Regions from separate parts of the Homo sapiens genome. Here region 2 is linked to region 1. The links are chromatin contacts, found by Hi-C in ENCODE. All regions are on one chromosome and are shown on one strand. The core of a region is the stretch at or near the end of the contact, and the rest is flanking DNA. Distances in the headings are between cores, read along the strand shown. Region 1 has its middle 35 kb from the start of CITED2. Region 2 has its middle 61 kb from the start of FILNC1.

The links. A loop is a pair of places that touch in the nucleus more often than their neighbours do.
Region 2: a loop to region 1 is called in a map of PC-9, with 2.5 times the contacts of the local background. The contact joins two enhancer-like sites. A Hi-C loop is called at or near these places in 2 of 168 maps with a recorded cell type or tissue (PC-9 and mammary epithelial cell).

The regions. Positions count from the first base shown.
Region 1 is chr6:139,406,582-139,411,897 of GRCh38, forward strand. No RefSeq gene overlaps it. Among named protein-coding and RNA genes, the nearest start is that of CITED2, 35 kb to the left of the region's middle. Within about 2 kb of position 2,615, at least 2 of the 41 ENCODE cell types and tissues checked have a DNase peak (open chromatin) inside an H3K27ac peak, as active enhancers do; they include PC-9, where a contact is called at or near this core.
Region 2 is chr6:139,707,629-139,713,314 of GRCh38, forward strand. No RefSeq gene overlaps it. Among named protein-coding and RNA genes, the nearest start is that of FILNC1, 61 kb to the right of the region's middle. Within about 2 kb of position 1,408, at least 6 of the 41 ENCODE cell types and tissues checked have a DNase peak (open chromatin) inside an H3K27ac peak, as active enhancers do; they include PC-9, where a contact is called at or near this core.

The DNA.
Region 1 (5,316 bases), core at 1,365-3,864:
GCTGTAGATACAACACAGTTTAACACAGAATCCTCACCCTAAAGAGCTTATGGCCTAGGTAGTAGTATAGTGTAGACACACAGTAAATGTTAAATGGTGATTCAACAGTACCTGAGATGTCACAAGGCTGAGTGTGACTATGTATCAAGTGAATGACATTGACAGTAAACAAATGCTGGGAGTTCCTAAGAAGGAGAAATTGCTATGACTAGAAGAGGTCAGACAGGCTCTGTGAGAGGTGGAACTGCATCCGGCCTTGAAAAGCAGGGAGTTCTTAGGAGGGCGATGAAAAGATGTATTATGCATTTCAGACCAGAGCCCAAGGTTTGAGCCAAAGCCCAGTGATGGGAATGAGCAAAAGTGAAATTTGAGGTGAATCAGGCTGCCTCCCACCTTAGAGGTGGTGAAGGGCTTCGGCTTTGTGTGTGTGTGTGTGTGTGTGCATGTGTGTGCGTTTCTGTGCTCAATATTACCTGCAAAGTGACCATCCCTGAAACAAAATAGCCAAGAATCCAAGCAATGCAGCATTTAGACCTGGGAAGCAAGAGTGAGCAATGGGGCTTGAGCTGTCAGAGTCCTGTCAAGGAAGTGAGGGTCCTGAAGCCCTGGACAGTTCTTCCTCTTCCTTCTCAACCCTGCTTTCTTTGTCAGATAAAAGGGAGACAAACCAGATAAACAGGACACACAGAGATTTTGGGTTTGATTTTACTCTCCCAGGTGTAGTTTTGTCTTCTGTCTACACATAAAGCAATTCCCAACTTAAACCCATTTTTTTAAGTTTTCAGTGAGGGATATCTGATTTTCTATAGCTTTTTTAAAAGAAAAATTAGAAAGCTTTTCTAATCTAATTTGAAACTGATCTTCTCCCACCTTCTTCTTCCTGAGGTTGAAATTGAGTAAGTCCCTTTCATAGTCTTCTCTAGGCCAAATAGCTTTATGATTTTAGTTGTTTCTCTAAGGGCTATTTCTTCAACATATAACCAATTTAAAAAACTGATTTTTTATTAAACACCCTCACATTCTCCGTATTCCACTTTAAAATGCGAACTTAAAGATGGTGTGGAGTATTCTAGGATAGCCTGTAGCTGGTACTGAGCATCAAGGAAAGAACACTTGTTTTTCTTTTACTAAATCAAACATGCTTTTAAAGCTCAAGCCTGAACCCTAATAGCTTGTGTTGACGATGATCTCCAGAGCGTTTTCTGTATGACATCACAGAATGAATCCTGCATTTCTGTGGTTTGTTTTTCTTCCCATATGAATGACACTACAGAACCTCACCCTGTTTATGTCCACCCACTTCTCCAACTTATCAAGATCATTTGCACTTCTATCCAGTTTTCCAAAGTGGAATGTACCACACCTGATTTGATGTCATCGCTGAATTTAATAACCACATTCTCTCCCATCATCTAAGTCACTACTAAAAATAGCACTAAGTTAAGACCAACCTCTCTGGAATTCCATGAGGTATGCATCTCTGGGCTGCCACTGGACCATTAATAATTACTTAGTGAGAAAAGCCTTCTAATCACTTATGCATCTACCGGATGAGGGGATGATTTCAGGGTGCAGTTCTGAATTGCCCAATAGCAAGACAACACTTAAAACTGCACAATACTCAAAACTATTTATGTCTTTGCCTTCTACTTGATTTTTACCCGACTTGTCATACTTTTGAGGAGTAGCAGTTGACTAATGTGATCTTAGTCAAATGCTAATTAAAAAGAAACTGATTGAGACAGTTTCTTTTTAAACAGAACGGTCTTAATTTTTTTCCAGTAAGCTAGTGTGTATGTGTGTGTGTGTGTGTGTGTGTGTGTGTGTGTCTGTGTGTGTGTGTGTGTGTGTGTCTATAGGATAACAATATATTTCTGGATTTGAATGTTAAGACATTGAGTCTAATTTTTTTAGTTTTCTTATTTTTCTTTCAGAAACACATGTGCATTTCTCTCTTTCAGTCCATAGATACCTTAAGTTTGTGAAGATAATTGCTGGTGATTCTGCGATGACTTCCTTGAAATGCCATACCCTGGTGTTTGCCAGTAATTGTTTATTCATTCTGCCACTTGATCTTCCAGGTCATGCATTAACATATGTATTTATATATAATAATGATTTTCAATTTACTGAGTGGAGTATTCATTTGAAGTACTATAAAAACGCAAGGATTAAAGCGATTCCTACCTCATGTTTGTCACCTAACTGGGACAGACATGACAATTAAACAATAATAAAAACATGCAGGAAGAAAAGGTCAATCATACTGCTGAGACTTTGCTGGAAGCTGGTGAATTTTTCTTTGGTACAACTTTGGACTGTAGCCACTTTGATTTAGAGAAGACCCATCGTCGGAAAAGCCCTCGTGGGAACGTGGAATGCGGGAGCTTTGAGAAGGGGTCTGAAAGAGAAAAGGGAACTAGCTAGGATAGTTGGAGGGAAAGCCAAGGTTCATACAAAAACAAACGAATTGTTCTCATCTCTGTTTTGGGAAAGGGATTTTCGGTGGCTTCGAAAGGAATTCTGTGTATGAAGGGTATGTAGGGGAAGGGAGACTGTTTAAAGGAGTCAGCCCTTGTTTTACCTGGCTGCCAGACAAAAGAACCTCCTAGCCACAAGAAATTGGTTGCACAACTCACAATATCTTGTTATGACAAGGGCTGTTGCTAGCGACTGGTGTTACTGGTGCTGGAATTCTAAAAGGTTGTTTTCTACAAGCCATCCATATATGTTGGATATTGTGACTCAAATGTTGATTGTGGTTAACCTGCACAGAGATGGGAGTAGAAGTGATTCCTCCAGGAAGGCTAGCTGGATTGCAGCTAGTCCATCTGCATACTGTTAGGGAACATGCCAACTGATGAGGCCAGGTCTAGTGCTGTGATCTCCCCTCACTCATCCCTCACTCAGCCATCTCCAGCCCAGTGGCCAAAATTGAAACCTGACGTGGTATTATCTCTTCTTATAGCCTGGGCTAGGATCCTCACCCCTGGGATCAGTCTTGGGGTGAGTCAATAAAAGAGTGGCCATCGGCCGGGCGCGGTGTCTCACGCCTGTAATCCCAGCACTTTGGGAGGCCGAGATGGGCGGATCGCGAGGTCAGGAGATCGATGCCATCCTGGTGGTGAAACCCTGTCTCTACTGAAAATACAAAAAATTAGTCGGGCCTGTGGTCCCAGCTACTTGGGAGGCTGAGGCAGGAGAATGGCATGAACCTGGGAGGCAGAGCTTGCAGTAAGCCAAGATTGCACCACTGCACTCCAGCCTGGGCGACAGAGTGAGACTCCATCTCAAAAAAAAAAGAGTGGCCATCACCTCCAGGAAGCCCTGGTAGCAGTTTGAATGTACCTATACGAAGTGGTGAAGTGAGTGGTGTCTTCTACTTTACTCTATCCTATTAGTTGAAAGGAATAGTTTATTGTGCTTCCTAACAACCAAACCTGGCCCCGAGGACATGAGATTCCAGATGTCTAACCTGCAAAGTGGAGTGTGAGGGGGTCAGAGACAGGACGAAGAGAGCACGGCATGAAAACGGTTGGGCTAGAATGCTGTGATGCCCTGGAAAGACATTGACAGGCCATCTGTAGTGGGTGGATGTCGGTGCCAAAGATGCGGGCTGAGGAAAAGGGGGCTAGGGATTCCCAAACTTTGCCAATAGCTGCCTTCTTCTCATCTCTTTTCCTCTTATTCTCTTACATGTCTACTACTAAGCCTAATAAGACTTAATAAGACTAATATTAAGTGTCTAAAGCATCCTGCTCTGTACCAAAGATCTCTGAATGAGGCTACTGTTTATTGTATTCTTTGTTAGGTGAAAGGTTAAAAAAAAAGTGCGTGTTTTTTTAATCCGGTTCATTCAGGTTTGAATATAGAGCAGAGCAAAATACAATGAAGAGTATTGTACATTAATGGTCCCAGTTTCTTGAGATACTGAGAGAATATAGCTTTGTGTTCTCGCCATAAATTAAAGGGAGACCTTCCAAAGCCTTGACTGATGTCCTTCTTAGATTTTTGTAGTATTGAAGCCTGTGGACATTGGTATGTGGAGAGATTTGAGTCTCAGCTAGTATAAGCTTGGTTGCTGAGTTGCAAGTCCTTCTTACCAAACAAGCACACAATAGCAGCTTCCATAACAGAGTAATATATTTCATGATGGGTGCCAGATAGGGCAAAGGGAATGTGTTATCCCGTGGTAGATCAACCCATCTCTTTGATACCGGCTGGAAACAGAAGTTGAAACTTGCCACCGGTTGCATAAGTGATTCCTTGTATACGATATGTCTAATTACAAATTTTTTTTTTTTTTTTTTGAGATGGAGTCTCACTGTGTCACCCAGGTTGGAGTGCAATGGTGCAATCTTGGCTTACTGCAGCCTCTGCATCTTAGGTTCAAGGGATTCTTGTGCCTCAGCCTACTGAGTAGTTGGGATTACAGGCACATGCCATCATGCCCAGTTAATTTTTGTATTTTTAGTAGAGATGGGGTGTCACCATGTTGGCCAGACTGGTCTCGAACTCCTGACCTTAGGTGATCCTCCAGCCTCGGCCTCCCAAAATGCTGGGATTACAGGCGTGAGCCACCGCTCCTGGCCTAATTACAAATTTTTAAGTATAAAAATTGTATTAGGGTTCTCAAGAGGGACAGAACTAATGGAATAAATAAATAAATAAATTATATATATATATATACACACATATATATAAAGGGGAGTTTATTAAGTATTAACTCACACAATCACAAGGTCCCACAATAGGCCATCTGCAGTCTGAGGAGCAAGGAGAGCCAGTCCAAGCTCCAAAACTGAAGAACTTGGAGTCCAATGTTCAAGGGCAGGAAGCATCCAGCACGGGAGAAAGATGCAGCCTGAGAGGCTAGACCGATCTCTCTTTTCAACTTTTTCTGCCTGCTTTTTATTCTAGCCATGCTGGCAGCTGATTAGATTGTGCCCACCCAGATTTAGGGCCCGTCTGCCTTTCCCAGCCCACTGACTCAAATGTTAATCTCCTTTGGCAACAACCTCATAGACACACCCAGGATCAATATTTTGTATCCTTCAATCCAAGCAAGTTGACATTGAGTATTAACCATCCCAGTAGTCATTAGCTTCTGGGTGGAGAACTTGCTGTTTTATTTGAATAGAATCTGGGTAATGTTCAGTCCCAAGATATACTTTCTCTGCTTTCAAAAAGCAGGGTTAGGTGTTACTTTTTTTATGCATAATGCAAGTAGAGGGGAATATTGTTACATACTATAGGCTGAAATGGAATTTCTCGCATTTTGCCATAAGGTTGTTAAGGTGTGTTAATGCACTAACT
Region 2 (5,686 bases), core at 158-2,657, 300 kb after region 1:
GCATTCAGGAAGGCAGAGGTAGTGTGGGGGAAGAGTCACAGAATAGAACCATAAGAATATTGAAGCTCAAATTATTGTTAGAGTTGGAAGGAACTCAGGTATGGGAGAACAGTCATGTGTTTCTAAATCAAATTAAATCTCCTGCCAATTGAGCAGTAGATTCTGTCTCAGTCATTTTGAGTACTCTAGGGTCATCAAAAAAACCTAAAATGCTGCCTGAAAAGTTGGGTTGCTGTTGATATCCTCGTGGTCCATGCCCAACAGGTCCTCAAATGTGGATGGCTCCGTTGTCCCAATACCAAGTAGGCTATGAATGGTGTTTGCCTGAGCTGGGAGCGCTAGTTCCTAGGATCTAGCTTTCTGGATTCACCACACAGCCATATCTTTTGAAATTTTTTGCTACCTTTCAAAGTACTGCAAGAAAGTGAGACATGTACCCTCACCACCAATGGGACCTTCCATTCTATTCCCTTCCTAGGAAAACATTGAGCTTCCCACTGTGGCTTCCTACCTTTCCTTCCCAAAGCATCCACCTATTTTCTTGCCTCTCCATGAACCATAGCTTAATCCCCACAAGGAATCCAGGCTTTCTGTGCAAAAGTCAGGAAGGAGACAGGAACAGGAAGAGGACAGGGATGTTTTCAGGAAATGTCTGTAACAAAAATCTCCACTGAGACCAGCAGCACAGAGCACCTGACTGCCTTTTTTTTTGGAATGGGATGGTGGTAGGTAGGAACAAAAAAAATGCAGGGATAAACAAAACCTAAATTAATGTCTCAATTTGTTAACCCATTGCACTATCAGAGTACAGACTCCTGGCAAGCAGATGCCAAAATTGGTAACATGTCCAGATTGGCTCCAGTCCAGCAGAAGTTCAATTGTTGAAGAACATGTATAAAGTCTTCTTAAATACTGTTTGGTCACACCCATTCATTAGTCTGGGCATACTTCCTTTAGGGAGTACCAACCAGTGCCTTCTTTATTTTATATTAAGGGTCACAGAGGATGAAGTTTGGTGAGGCACTTCAGGGGGATTTTCCAATGGGTTTGAATGAGTCTTAGAGAAAATTGTATACTCCAAACTCCTTGGAGAAGAGCTTCCTGGGATAAATGTTAAATCTGTATCAGAACAGAGCACAGCTCTTGTCACTGTTTGGTGCCTGGGTCTGCTGCTGGAAAATTCCTCTTGCCTTATGCTATCAAGTGAGCTAGCTAAATTCTGGAGAAAGCTGCTCATAAAACTGATAAGAGCCCTCTGTTAAACAACCTAATTTGAACTTTATCCCAGAGACCTTGAGAAACAGGGTCTGCACTTTTATAATCCAAGAATTGAATATGGTCCTGCACAGTTGGGTAACATTTGACCTTGAAACGTCGTTCTAAAAGTCGTGTTTCCCCCTTGCTGGCTTTGCTGTTATCTGTGCATCAGTGAACACTTTATCATAGTAACGCTTCAGGAATGTGCAGAATAGTTGAGGAGCTTGAATGCCACAGCAGTTTCAAGTATGCTGGGCTCTTGCTACCAGCTCACTGGGTCGGTCGCTAGAAGACTGCTATAGCACATATGCTGCAGAACTGACGTTCATTACCAGGTCACTTTCAAAGTGTTGGCTAGCAAGTCTGTAGTTAGTTCTTATTTTTCTCCTATGATTTCTGTTTTCAACAAATTTGCAGTCCATTTGGACAGGTAGAATAAACAGGGCAAATAAAACCATAGAAGAATTATTGAGTTCTTCCTACTTCTTATTATACGAAGGGCATGGTATGCATTTTCCCCTTTAACATAACATGCAACATCCAACAGTCTGGAAAGGTATTATTCTACCCATTTTGCACATTAGGAAACTGAGGCTTACAGATGTGAAGATAATGACTCCAAGTCTAACAGCTAGTAAATTATAGACCTAGATTCAAACCCAAGACTGTGATGACAAACCCCAGGTGCTTATTAAGCACTGCACTCTGTTAAACAACCTAATTTGAACTTTATCCCAGAGACCTTGAGAAACTGGGTCTGCACTTTCATAATCCAAGAATTGAATATGGTCCTGCACAGTTGGGTAACATTTGACCTTGAAATGTCATTCTAAATGTCATGTCATAAATACTGTTTGGCCACACCCATTCATTACTCTGGACATCAGATGTGCCACAGAAAATGCCTATATTTTTATTTTGGCTTTGGGGGGACTATTAAATGTTTGCAAAGGAGTGCTTGAATTTGACTTTAAAAACTGGAGTACCATAGTGCAGTGCTTAATAAGCACCTGGGGTTTGGCATCATAGTCTTGGGTTTGAATCTAGGTCTATAATTTACTAGCTGTTAGACTTGGAGTCATTATCTTCACATCTGTGAGCCTCAGTTTCCTAATGTGCAAAATGGGTAGAATAATACCTTTCCCGACTGTTGGATGTTGCATGTTATGTTAAAGGGGAAAATGCATACCATGCCCTTCGTATAATAAGAAGTAGGAAGAACTCAATAATTCTTGTATGGTTTTACTTGCCCTATTTATTCTACCTGTCCAAATGGACTGCAAATTTATTGAAAACAGAAATCATAGCTTCTCTTGCTTTACATTCTCATGCCAAGAAGAATGCCAAGGACATAGCAAGCAGTCAATAAATATTTGTTAGTTCCTGTTATTTCTTTTGAAATTATTCCACTTTCAAGCCAGTTACACAGAACACTTCTTCTTTGGTGATGATCAGACTAAGACCTTCGTTTTTTATGTTTGTTGGAAAGTCATAGAATGTAAATAACACCAGAAGATTTTTTTAAAGTCTCTGTGTCTGGTAGGATTTCTTAAAAATTTGATTCTCTGCATTGTAAGGACTTTTGACAGTAGTAAAAAAAAAAGTACTTGAATGCACATAGGAATAGAGTTCTTAAACCAACATTCATTATTTTTGACTTTCCAGTTGATGTGAGCACTTCATGTATCTTGATAATTTGCTTAAGGGACAATATGCACTTCTAGCCTACCTCTGTCTTTGCAGCTTCATAGTTATCAATAAGATCCTGAGTGAAACTGAGCTATGCACCCACACAATCAACACTTTGGCAGCAGTATCTGCAGGGTGGAGTAGAAGCAAGGAAGGGGGTTGAAAATAGGACAACCTCCAGGGCCAAGATCTACAGCAGCCCTGTGGCTGCCACAGTGCAGATGTTTCTTTTTTGTCATCACTCTAACTAGAAAGACTGTATGAGATTCCAAGTCCAATTTTAGGCTTTTTGGAAGGACAAAAAAAGCATCCTTCATCAAATATTAGTAGATGCTTATGACTGGTTCATATTTTTAATTTAACATATTAGGAGAAATGGCAGACACCACAACATTCAGCCTGCGTGGAGAACAATATGTGACATATTTTCTCTGTAGAATTGAACTAAATGTAGACTTGAACTAGTAACACTACCAGTCACTTTGAAGAAAATCTAACCTTTGGGGGTTAACATTGAAAAGGAAAAGAGAAGGGACGGGTATTAGCTTTTTTTAAACTTTTAATATAATTTAAAAAATTTAGAATAGGCTTAGATTTACAGAAAGTTTGCGAAGATAGTGTAGAGGATTCCCATAAGCCCTGCACCCAGTTATTTACTGTATTATTAGCATCTTATGTTAATATGGTATGCTTGTCAAAATCAATGAGTCAATACTGATATGTTATTTAACTAAAGTCCATATATTATTCAAATTTCCTTAAATTTTACCTCGTACTTTTTCTGTTCCAGCAACCCATCAGGATCTCTCTTTTATTTATTTATTTATTTATTTTTTTTGAGACAGATTTTCTTGTTGCCCAGTTTGGAGTGCAATGGTGTGATCTTGGCTCAAATGGTGTGATTTCCACTCCTGGGTTCAAGAGATTCTCCCTCCTCAGCCTCCCTAGTAGCTGGGATTATAGGCACCTGCCACCCTGCCCAGCTAATTTTCTTTTTTCTTCTTTTTTTTTTTTTTTAGTGGAGATGGGGTTTCACCATGTTGGCCGGGCTGGCTTCGAACTCCTGACCTCAAGTGACCCACCTGCCTTGGCCTCCCAAATTGCTGGGATTACAGGCATGAGCCACCATGCCCAGCCCAGGCTCTCATATTGATACTAACATTTTTGAAGAGCCAATTTAGTACCAGATGCATTTATGTCATCATTTCATTTAATTTTCATACATAGTATTTAGGTAGGCATTATTTTCTCATTTTAAGAATGACACAACTGATATCAGAGAGGGTAACTGACTTTCTCAGAGAAACTCAGAACCCAGGAAGTACTGAAGCAATCAATGATTCATATCCAAGCCATCTGGTCCCAACCCATTTTTTTTCTTCTCGTATCTTGCTATCTTTCTCACTTGCAATACAATGATCAAATTTATATTTGAAACACGTATTGCACATATAGTGTTGCATTCACATTTTGGAAAATAGTTATACAGGAGATTCCTTACTTGCTTTAATGCAAGTAGAATTGTTTGTAAGACTTTCCATCTGATTTCTCACAGCCAGAGAGACTTATCTGAGCTGCAGAAATCTAAAGTACAGCTGCCAAAGAATAATTGGTCATTGAATGATAGATGACTTATTGCTATAATATGTTTAATAATGCCTTGTTATTGAAGGTTCTATATTACAGAAGATGCATTTCAACTTCTATTTCACTCAGAGGTGATATAAAAGAATGTGAGCCATATTTTGGGTTGAGTCATATATTATTAGAGGTTTTTTGTCTATTTTTTTCTGAGTTAACAAGGTTACTCACAAACAATTCACACCAGAAACAAAACATATGGTCATTGGAAAGGGAATTCATGGGACTTCTCACAATCTTTAGTTATTTACATCATACTTCATTACAATTCAGTTACATGAAATCCCCATTCTAGAGTTTCAACTCTTCTCAAATATACAATATCAATTGTCCTGTGGTTGACAGGAAAATTGAGCTTTCAAAAATCTTGAATGTGCTGGAGAAAAAGGTGAAAAATAAACACAATAGGATAAACAGCCATTATTTTAAGCAGAATCTTTTTCTCTCACAACTGTATTTCACCTGCTTAACACTAATAATTAAAAGGATCTAAAAATAGTCCTATAGGAGCCAAAGGTTTCAGTAACAGATTAGAATTACTGGATGTCCATTTCTTGTGGTTAATAACAGATCTATTGTGTTGACTTAAAACATAAAAGGGTGATTATTCCCAACAGATATTTTCTTCTTTACGTTAAACACGGAAGTCTACAAAAAAAAATACTGACTGTTCTTGGTAAGTAGATTTTAATTTGTATCTATATAGTATGCTTCTCACTTCATTAGGCTTAGAATTTGTGACTGAACAGCACTGTTTGGGCAGCCTGCTGCCTAGTTGGTGATGTCAGAAGCAATTACTTTCACAGATTTAAGATTTTGTCATCACACATATCCTGTCTTTAGTTATCTGAGTGGACAGCCCCATCAAGGACAATATGTATTTCATCATATATTTCTCGTGTCATTTTAAAAACAGCTCAAGGATCATCCCCCTTTGCACAACAAGAATGCATCAGTTGGATGAATGGTTAAATAGAGCCATCCAAATTCAGAAATACACTTCTTTTCCTAATTTCAAATTATTTCTGTAGAATAAATGTTGAGTACATTTACCTGGTTTCTTTATTTTGGCTCATGGCCCCTGGAAGAAGGGGATTGA